2 separate regions of the Homo sapiens genome follow, and region 1 is linked to region 2. Evidence: read pairs that join two places in POLR2A ChIA-PET (ENCODE). Cell type or tissue: GM12878. All regions are shown on one strand.

What was found. ChIA-PET counts read pairs that join two places held together with the same protein. Peaks named below come from ENCODE experiments on the same cell type or tissue, not always from the same donor. Only the 100,000 strongest peaks of a DNase experiment are listed, where the experiment ranks them.
Region 1: POLR2A ChIA-PET joins it to region 2 with 5 read pairs; 3 of 35 experiments call an interaction of 5 or more read pairs at or near these places.

What each region holds. Positions count from the first base shown.
Region 1 is chr16:67,368,195-67,373,194 of GRCh38, reverse strand. It overlaps LRRC36 (leucine rich repeat containing 36), which reads right to left. Exons shown (of 14, transcript NM_018296.6): 9 at 1,953-2,251. Among named protein-coding and RNA genes, the nearest start is that of TPPP3, 23 kb to the left of the region's middle. In GM12878, a CTCF peak has its summit at 337; no DNase peak of the experiment used is centred here.
Region 2 is chr16:66,958,120-66,963,119 of GRCh38, reverse strand. It overlaps CES3 (carboxylesterase 3), which reads right to left and starts at 1,854. Exons shown (of 13, transcript NM_024922.6): 1 at 1,731-1,854. The coding sequence starts at 1,812. RefSeq lists enhancers at 1,663-1,872, 1,657-2,158, 1,963-2,212. In GM12878, a CTCF peak has its summit at 1,926; DNase peaks (open chromatin) are centred at 1,051 and 1,888.

The DNA.
Region 1 (5,000 bases), 410 kb before region 2:
TTTTTTGTAGAGAGAGGGTCTCCTATGTTGCCCAGGATGATCTTAAACTCCTGGCTTCAAGTAATCCTCCACCTTGGCCTCCCAGAGTGTTGGGATTACAGGTGTGAGCCACAGCATCTAGCCAGATTTTAACAATATAACATGAAATAGAGGTTAAAAAATTTCCTAGAGCATGTCTGATTAATATAACATCCCAAATATGCTAAATGTTGCTGGATCTTCACTCTGAATACAGTAACACACAGTTAGTGTTCTTGTCTGGTAAAATAGGCATAGGGGACTGAGAATGAAAAGAGGCCAAAAAACTAAATAAAACATTACAAGACTGCCCCCTTTGGTGCACAAAAATTACAGCCACTTCCAAAGTTCTGAAAACTGAATAGGAAGTCTTTAACAGTAGAAAACAAAAACAAAAAAACACTCCAAACAAACAAACAAAAACCCTGTAAACCCACCCCAATGTGTAAGATTTCCAACAACTGAAAAATAAGTAACTAGAAATGGCTGTTTTTGACCAAATCTCCTGCTTCCTTACAGGGCAGTAAATTATTAATTGACAAATGGTTCCTATGGCAAAGGTTCTTGGGTACAAGGGAAGAGAAGACTCTAAGAGCTGGGGTTCCTCTAACCACATGGATGGATCTTCCTCATGATGGAAGTAGAACCTGGAGAAAAATGAACATTCAAAAAGACAAGAGAGGAGAGTAGAAGGCATTCTCCACAAGGGATGTATGCAAAGGCAGGAGCAAAACTTGTTAAGAAGTGATAATGATAAAAGTTTTATTGTATGACACTATCATACTAGGATATTTTATTTTATTTTATTTTTTTTTTTTTGGAGACAGAGTCTCACTCTGTTGCCTAGGCTGGAGTGCAATGGCGCGATCTCGGCTCACCACAACCTCCGCCTCCCAGGTTCAAGTGATTCTCCTGCCTCAGCCTCCCAAGTAGCTGGGATTACAGGCAGGTACCACCAAGCCCGGCTAATTTTCTATTTTTAGTAGAGATGGGATTTCTCCACGTTGCTCAGGCTGGTCTCCAACTCCCGACCTCAGGTGATCCGCCCACCTCGGCCTCCCAAAGTGGTGGAATTACAGATGTAAGCCACCGTGCCTGGCCACTAGGATATTTTATAAAATGAATTACATGTATATTGTTTATGTGGGAATGGTTCTTGATTTTTAAATCATTCTCTGAACTAAAAATCCCTTGGATAATCTAATTCATCTTCTGTTTGCTTCTACATTGGAAAAAAATTTTAAATCCTTTTAACTTCTAGACAGAAAAGCAAAGCAATGCTTTTATTACTATTATTTTTTACGAAACTGAGTCACTCTGTCACCCAGGCTGGAGTGCAGTGGCGTGATCTCGGCTCACTGCAACCTCCACCTCCTGGGTTCAAGTGAGTCTCCTGCCTCAGCCTCCCGAGTAGAGTAGCTGGCACTACAGGCGTGCGCCACCACACCCAGCTAATTTTTGTATTTTCAGTAGAGATGGGGTTTCGCCATGTTGGCCTGGCTGGTCTTGAACTCCTGACCTGAGGTGATCCACCCACTCAGCCTCCCAAAGTGCTGGGATTACAGGCATGCGCCACTGTGCCCAGCCTGAAGCAATGCTTTTATAAGAACTATTTCATGTGTGGCCGAAGCAAATGTGTAAATATGATGAGACTGTAAACATAGATGCTACAGAGTTCAATCTTCAGCCGGAAGTAGATCAGGGACAGTTCTCCCTGTGATATAGGTGAGAAAATGGCAGCAGTGGGGGAATGACTTTCCCAAGGGCAGAAGGCTCAACAGGTGTTAGCTTGGCAGTATTAGCCACCAGCCTCTGAAAATCTCTTTGAATTTCTAGCCCTGTTGGTCAGAACCACCTCCATTCCCAACAGAACCCTCATTCTGGTCTCGAACCTGACCTGTTTCTCGCACAAACACAAACAAGCCAACACTTGCCTCGCTGCCTGTAGCATCTTGGAAACCATGCTTTAGATTCAGGTTGGCAAGGATATTGTCCTTCCATTTGAATCCTCTCTTCGATGGGCTTAGTGACCTCTTGGTAAAAATCTTTCTGTGTTCTGAAGTCCCAGGAGACAACAGCAGTGTCCGCAGAGGAGTTGTCCTGTTTCCCAGGACAGCGTTGTTTGGGACAGAACCATGTGCTGGTGTTAAATCATCCAGGCTGGTAGATAATTGTTGCTCTACATTGACAAGTACAGCAGGGTCACTGTTGAAATGGGTTGTGGCATACAGATCTGTGGAGGAAACAGGCTAACAGATGAACCTGCCCTCTGACTGCCTCATGTCTCACTTCTATCCATACCTTGCCTGTAGTCCAAGGGTCATAATAACCACTCCCTAGCATACATCCTCAACTCTCTGACAAAACTCCAACTCTGGTTAAATCTAACCGTCCACATGTTCCAAGCCTACACCAGAGCAGGGGAACATAGCTGGAGAAAAAAACGCATCTGTTCTGACCTTTCTCACTTTAAACTCATGACCACTATTGTAACTGCGCCCTTAGTGGTGCCCAGTTCTTCTGATTTTTTTTTTTTTTTTTTTTTTGAGAGAGTCTCGCTCGATTGCCCAGGGTGGAGTGCAGTGGCACAATCTCGGCTCACTGCAACCTCTGCCTCCTGAGTTCAAGATATTCTCCTGCCCCAGCCTCCCGAGTAGCTGGGTCTACCCACCATGCCCAGCTAATTTTTGTATTTTTAGTAGAGATGGGGTTTCACCATATTGGCCATGCTGGTCTTGAACTCCTGGCCACAAGTGATCTGCTGGCCTTGGCCTCCCAAAGTGCTGGGATTACAGGTGTGAGCCACTGTGCCCGGCATCTCCTAATATAATACTCTGGCCAATTTACTCTTCTATTCTCTGAGACAAATATTTCACATCTCTCTTCAAACTTCCAACACCTTCTCTTCCCTCCTTACACCCAGGTGCCAACCTCCTTTATTTCCCTGAGAGGCAATCAAAGAAAACATCTACATGATCACACCATCAAATCTACCAACTCTCCTGTATCTGTATTAATAAATTCTCTGCCTTCCTTCTTATTACAATAGATGAACTATCTGTGCTTTTATTTAAAACCAGCCTCTCCACTGGTGGACTGGATTCCATTTTCTTGTAACGGTCCCTTTTCTCCCTGGCATCATCAGTTTTCCCTCTACTAGATCACTTCTACCAGGATCTCCTTGACCCCATCCCTTCTCCAGCTAGTTCCATTTCTCTGCTTCCCTTTACTGCAAAACTCCTTGAAGGGGTTGATATGGGTTGGCTGTGTCCCCACCCAAATCTCATCTTGAATTGTAGCTCCCATAATTCCCACATGACATGGGAGGGACCTGGTGGGAAGTAACTGAATTATGGGGGCGGGTCTTTCCCATGCTGTTCTTGGTGATAGTAAGTCTCACGAGATCTGATGGTTTTATAAAGGGGAGTTCCCCTACACAAGCTCTCTTGCCTGCCACCATGTAAGACGTGACTTTGCTCCTCATTCACCTTCCACCATGATTGTGAGGCCTCCCCAGCCATGTGGAACTGTGAGTCAATTAAACCTCTTTCCTTTATAAATTACCCTGTCTTGGGTATGTCTTTATTAGCAGTGTGAGAACAGACTAATACAAGGGTTGTCTATATTCAGTAACTTTACTGCCTTGCTTCCAATTTTTTTCTTGAATTCACCTCAGTGAGGCTTTCATTCTCATGCATCCCCTGAAGCTGTTCATTAATGTCTTCTTCATTGCCAAATACCATAATCACTTCTCAGTCCCAGGCTCCCTCCCTCCCTATCAGGAGAAGCATTTGACCTAGCATTGATCACTCCCTCCTTCTTGAAACACATTCTTCACTTGGCTTCCAGGATATTACTTCCTCTTGGCTTTTTCCCCTCTATCTTACTGGCTGCTGCTTTCTCACTCTCCATGATGGTTTCTCTTTATCTACTTCTAATTGTTGGAGGGCTCAGGACCAGTCCTCAGATCTCTTTTCTATCTATATTCACTCTTTTGGTGAGATTTCATCCAGTCTCAGAGTTTTACTGTCACCCATACACTTATAATCTCCAAATTTATATTTCCAGCCATACCTTCTTCCCTAAACTCTGGACTAGTATGTCCAATTACCAAATTGGCATCTCTGGAAAGTTTTAATAAGGCACCTGAAACTTAAGATGTCCAAAACCCAACTCTTGATATTTATCTTAAAATCTCTACCTCCCATTCTTTTCCATCTTAGTAAATGAAAGCTCTGTTCTTCTAGTTATTCAGACTCAAAACCACAGAATTACCATTGACCCTCTTTCTCCCACACTTTATCCTGGATCCATCAGCAAACCATGGAGTGTCATCTTCAGAACATATTCAGAATCTGACTACTTCTCACCACCTCCACCGCTATCTGTCTAGCCCAAGCCATCATCATCTGTTACGCTGATTCCAATCTCTCCAAAGCATTTTAAAAAAATTTCTACCCTCCTCCCCATAGTCTATTCTCAGCCCAACATTCACAGTAATTCTTAAGTGAGATCACATCACTCCCTTGCTACAAACTCTCCAACTCCTTCTGATCTCACCCAGAAAAAAGTCTGGCATCTTTCTTACTTCATCTATACACTCTACTTTCTTTGCTGAGGCCGCACTGGCCTCCCTGAGGTTCCTTGTACATGAAAAGTATGTTCCAGCCTCAGGACTTTTGCATTTATTCCCACTGTCTAGAAAGTTCTCCTCCCAGACCCACATGGCTTATACTCCCACTTCATTCAAGTCTCTACTTTTATGGTGCCTCATCAGAGAAGCTTTCTGGACCATTCTATCTAAAGCATCGCCTCCTCCTTATCACGCTCTATGCCCTTATATAATTTTTTCACAGCATTTACCATAACCTGACATATATTTGCATGCTAAAATGTTTATCATGTGTCTTACCCCATGAGAATGTAAGCTCTATGAAAGTAGGGACTGTCTTCTTATTATGGTAAAATATACATGGAACTTT
Region 2 (5,000 bases):
GAAAGACAAACCCTCAGGCTGTTCTCAGTACTTACCACACAGCATCTTGGTAACCTTCCCAGCAAGCCGGTGAGCCTGGTCTTAGGTTGACGCCCAACTTCCTCCTCCCTGCCTGCCTGAGAGTCACTACCACTCCACTCCAGGCCAGACCGGGCCTGCCACTAGGGCCTTGTGCCTTGGGGCCAGCCACTTGCCCATTTCTTTGTTTTTATTTTTTGTGTTTGAGACAGGGTCTAGCTCTGTTGACCAAGCTGGAGTGCAGTGGCACGATCTTGGCTCACTGCAACCTCTGACTCCCGAGTTCAAGCGACTCCAGGGCCTCAGCCTCCCAAGTAGCTGGGATTACAGGTGTGCACCACAACGCCTGGCTAATTTTTGTATTTTTAGTAGAGACGGGGTTTCATCATGTTGGCCAGGCTGGTCTCGAACTCCTGACCTCAAGTAATCCATCCACCTGGGGCTCCCAAAGTGCTGGCATTACAGGCATGAGCCATCATGCCCAGCCCTGAATTATTTTTTAAAAAGTAGAGATGGGGTCTCATTATGTTGCCCAGGCTGGTCTCAAACCCCTGGGCTCAAGCAATCCTTTCACCTCAGCCTCCCCAAGTGCTGGGACGACAGGTGTGAGCCATCATGCCCAGCTGGCACCATGTTTCTTGTACGGCCTGCAGAACTGTGGCCTAACTAAACTTCTTTTCTTTGTGAATTACCCAGCTTCCTGTATTCTTTTACAACAACACAAACAGACTAAGACTGGAGGACTGCCTCTCCCAGGCTAGACAATTCCTAGAGATAGGAGGCAGCTCTCTGGGGAGGTGGAATTGGCAGGCATCTCTCTAGGGAGCAAAGGCAAACCAGTCCAGAGCCATACCCAACCACCTCCTTTATACAGCTCTCAGCTCCTGGCTGCCATCCACCAGCCATAATCACCACAGAGCCGGGTACCAGGAAGCTGGCTGGGGACAGCCCCTTTCCCCAGAGCCTGCTGCCAATCGTAAACCTCTTTAGCCTGCCTTGCCTATTCCTTCCCGTGGCAACCGTGTCAAAGGGGCTTGCCCACATTTTCCCCCTGCTCCCTCTGCCTCCTGGCTGATGCCACCTGGTGCTTCCCTCTGTGGCCCTATGTGGCATGGCCTGCTTCCTGTTCACAGGGAACTACGAGCAAACTCCTTCCCTCATGATAGTCATTTGCATATCTGCTTGTCTTACTATACTTCATTAAAACAAATCTCAGGCCCCCTTAAGACATAAAGACAGGCCAGGTGCGGTGGCTCACGCCTGTAATCCCAGCACTTTGGGAGGCCGAGGCAGGTGGGTCACCTGAGGTCAGGAGTTTGAGACCAGCCTGGCCCACATGGTGAAACCCCATCTCTCCTAAAAATACAAAAATTAGCCGGCCATGGTGGCAGGTGCCTGTAATCCCAGCTACTCAGGAGGCTGAGGCAGGAGAATCGCTTGAATCCAGGAGGCGGAGGTTGCAGTGAGCCGAGATCGCGCCATTGCACTCCAGCCTGGGTAACAAGAGCAAAACTCTGTCTCAAACAACAACAACAAAAACAACGAAACAAATACAGCAAGAGCAGAGCGCCTGCCCAGAGAGAATGCACAACCCCTGGTCTGCCTCCAAACAGGACTGTTTCCTGAGCGGTCGGCCCACTGCTCCCTGTCCCTGTCTCACTCTTGACTCCTCCACACCAAGTACCTCTGCAGGCCCAGCAGGTGTGTCTTACCAGTGGCTGTGGCAGGGCATGCCAGGAGCAGACAGACCACCCCGACCAGGACCCCGGACTCCACTCTCACTGCTCTCTCCATTCTCCTTACAACTGGTTCGACAGAAGCTTCAGAAGGTGGAATAAGATCCCTGCCCTTCAGCACCACCGATCTCTAAAGGGCTGTGATATAGAACCTCCAAGGACAGCGCCACCTAGCTGGTGGCCAGCCCCATGCTCAGGCTGAGCCAGAGGCAGGGCTAGATGAGTGCCCTGCAGAGGCCTGGTTGATATGACAGCCCTCCCCGTCCCACTGTTTTCAAATTCCAGCTCTCCTGACTTGGTGATCTCCATGAAATCCTGTGCGTTCATCCCAAGGTGACCACATCACTGACCCTAGGAAGTGGTGGCCAGTGACCCTGGGGTGCCACTCCGAGTGGGCAACCCAGCCTGAGGTGAGGGCTTGATATGGTTTGGATGTTTTGTCCCCTCCAAATCTCATGTTAAAATGTGAAAGAAAATAAAACAGTGATGATAATAGGACCCACCTCATAGCATTGAAGTGAGGGTACATGTTTGCATGTGTGTGTGAGTGTGTGTGTGAAAACATGAGGCTTGGGACTGGGTGTGGTGGCTCATACCTGTAATCCCAGTGCTTTAGGAGGATGGGGCAGGAAGATCGCTTGAGCCCAGGAGTTTGAGACCAGCCTGGGCAACACAGGGAGACACGTCTCTAGAAAAAATAAAAAAAATTAGCCAGGTGTGATGGTGCATGCCTGTGGTCCCAGCTACTTGGGAGGCTGAGGTGAGAGGATCACTTGAGCCCAGGTTGTCGAGACTGCAGTGAGCTGTGATAATGCCACTGCACTCTAGGCTAGGCTATAGAGCAAGACAAAGAAAGAGAGAAAGAGAGAGAGAGAAGAAAGAAAGGAGAGAGAGAAAGAAGGAGAGAGAGAAAGGAGAGAGAGAAAGAAAAAGAGACAGAAAAAGAGAAAGAAACAAAAAGAGAAAAAAGAAAAATAGAGAGAGAAAGAAAGAGAGAGAGGGAGGGAGGGAGGGAGGGGAGGGGAGAGGAGGGGAGGGGCTTGGAACCAGAACTCATGGAAGCCTGAGGAGAGGAGAGTCTGGGAACCAGAACTGATGGAAGCCTGCTCTTGACCGGGGCGGGGATCTGCAGGGCATCTGTCTCTCTGCTGGCTTAGGAGGCTCCCACCCCCAGGGAGGGCAGGACTCACTTCTGGGCCTCAGTGTCAGGAACATGGCTGGCTGGGAGTAGGCGGTGGGAGGATGGATAGATATTTGCTGGCCCAGTGAAAGACAGAGTGAGGGTTGTGCCTAAACACGATGCCAGATCCTCTTCCGGGGCTCCAGCTGGCACCCAGAGCTGAAGAGACAGGCTTTAGGATGAAACTTCCCTTCTGCCAAAAATAACTAGTGCCAGCTGGGCATTGTGGCACAAGTCTGTAGTCCCAGCTACTCAGGCGGCTGAGGCAGGAGGATTGCTTCAGCCCAGGAGCTTGAGGCCAGCTTGGGCAACATAGCAAGACTCTCTCTCTAAAAAAAAATTCATAAAAAACCATTGCAGCTTCCTGAATCTTCCCCGGCAGCCTGGGGTGGGGTCTCCTTTTCAGAGCTGCCTCCAGACTTTGTCCTTCCCTATTCCACCTTCCTCTTCTTGTTGCCATCACAGCCCTGCCACCCCCCAGCCACACCCCCTTGATCATTTGCTGAAGATTTTAGCACCTGGCTCTGGCATGCTTTCCACCTTCAACACTCACATCAAGGCACCTGGATCTCTTCTCCGCCCACAATCTTACCTTCCATCTTCGGGTATAGATGCTGCCAGGAGAGCTCTCCATCTGCTCCCAAGGCCACGTTTCCCAACTCCCTGCAGCTAGGTCTGCCTTCCCTCCTAGCATTGTGGATGGGCCTACCAGGGCCAGGACTAGGGTGAGACAGGCCAGCAAGGCGCCCAGGGCATAAAAGTTAAAGAGTCACTCACCCCCGGGGTCATACCAGTAGAGGGTCGGCACCTGAGAATGAATGCCTTCTAAATTTTACACTTGCTTGTCTTGCTCTAGTCCCAGCTCTGGGACCTACCCATGGACACTAGACCCTGGTCCCCTCCCACGTCCCCAGGGCTGTCTCTTTGGTAGCAGCATCCCTCCCATCAGCTGCAAACACAGCTTCTGTGTAAATGCCACCATCAAAGCCTGCCTTGACCCACTTTGCCCTCTAGCTATTGCTCCATTCTTCTGTTTTTCCCCTTCCTTCCTTCCTTCCTCTTTCTTTCTCTTTCTTTCTTTCTCTCTTTCTTTTTCTTTCTTTTCTTTCTTTCTTTCTTTTTATTTCCTCTCTTTTCTTTGTCTCTCTTTCTTTTCTTTCTCTTTCTTCTTTCTTTCTTTCTTGCTTTCTTTCCCTCCCCCCCACTTCCTTCCTTCCTTCCTCTCTTTCTTTCTTCCTCTTCTTTTTTGTTTTTTTGGAGACAGGGTCTCACTCTGTCACCCAGGGTAGAGTATAGTGGCATGATCTTGGCTCACTGCAGCCTCAATCTCCTGGGTTTAAGTGATCCTCCCACCTTGGCCTCCCAAGTAGCTGCGACTACAGGTGCATGTGTGCCGTCATGCCTGGTTATTTTTTTACTTTTTGTATGTTTTTTGTAGAGATGGGATCTCCCTATGTTGACCAGGCTGGTCTCGAACTCCTGGGCTCAAGAAATCCTCCTCCCTCCACCTCCCAAAGTGCCAGGATTACAGGCGTGAGCCACCATGCCTGGCCCTTCTGTTCTTATTTCTAGGAAAGCTAGTCATCCACCTTTGCTGTCTCCAGTTTCTCTCCTTCCAGTCTCCACCAGAAGTTGCTCTCGACCTCCACCCAACAGCATGGCCTGTTGTTGATTCAATGTCTCCCATCCAACTCACTGTGGCCCCAGCCATCCTCCCAGCCTCCTGCCTTGGTAGATGCTAACTCTGCCCTTAATTCTCATGTCCTAATTAATACCTGGGTTGTGGGTGCTAAGAGGTCCCCAGCTCCTCCCAGCTCAGAGTCCAGTGACAAAGCTCCTTTACATTAACAGGTCAACTTCTTCCAAATCCCTGGGCTGCTGTCCATGACTACTGGGGGGAACATGCCCATGGATTCCACCATTTACTGTGCTATGGTTCAGAGGTCTTGGCATCGATGATGACTGAGGGAATCATAAAAATGTGAAATGAAGGGCAGGCATGGTGGCTCACACCTGTAATCCCAGCACTTTGGGAGGCTGAGGCAGAAGGATCACTTGAGCTCAGG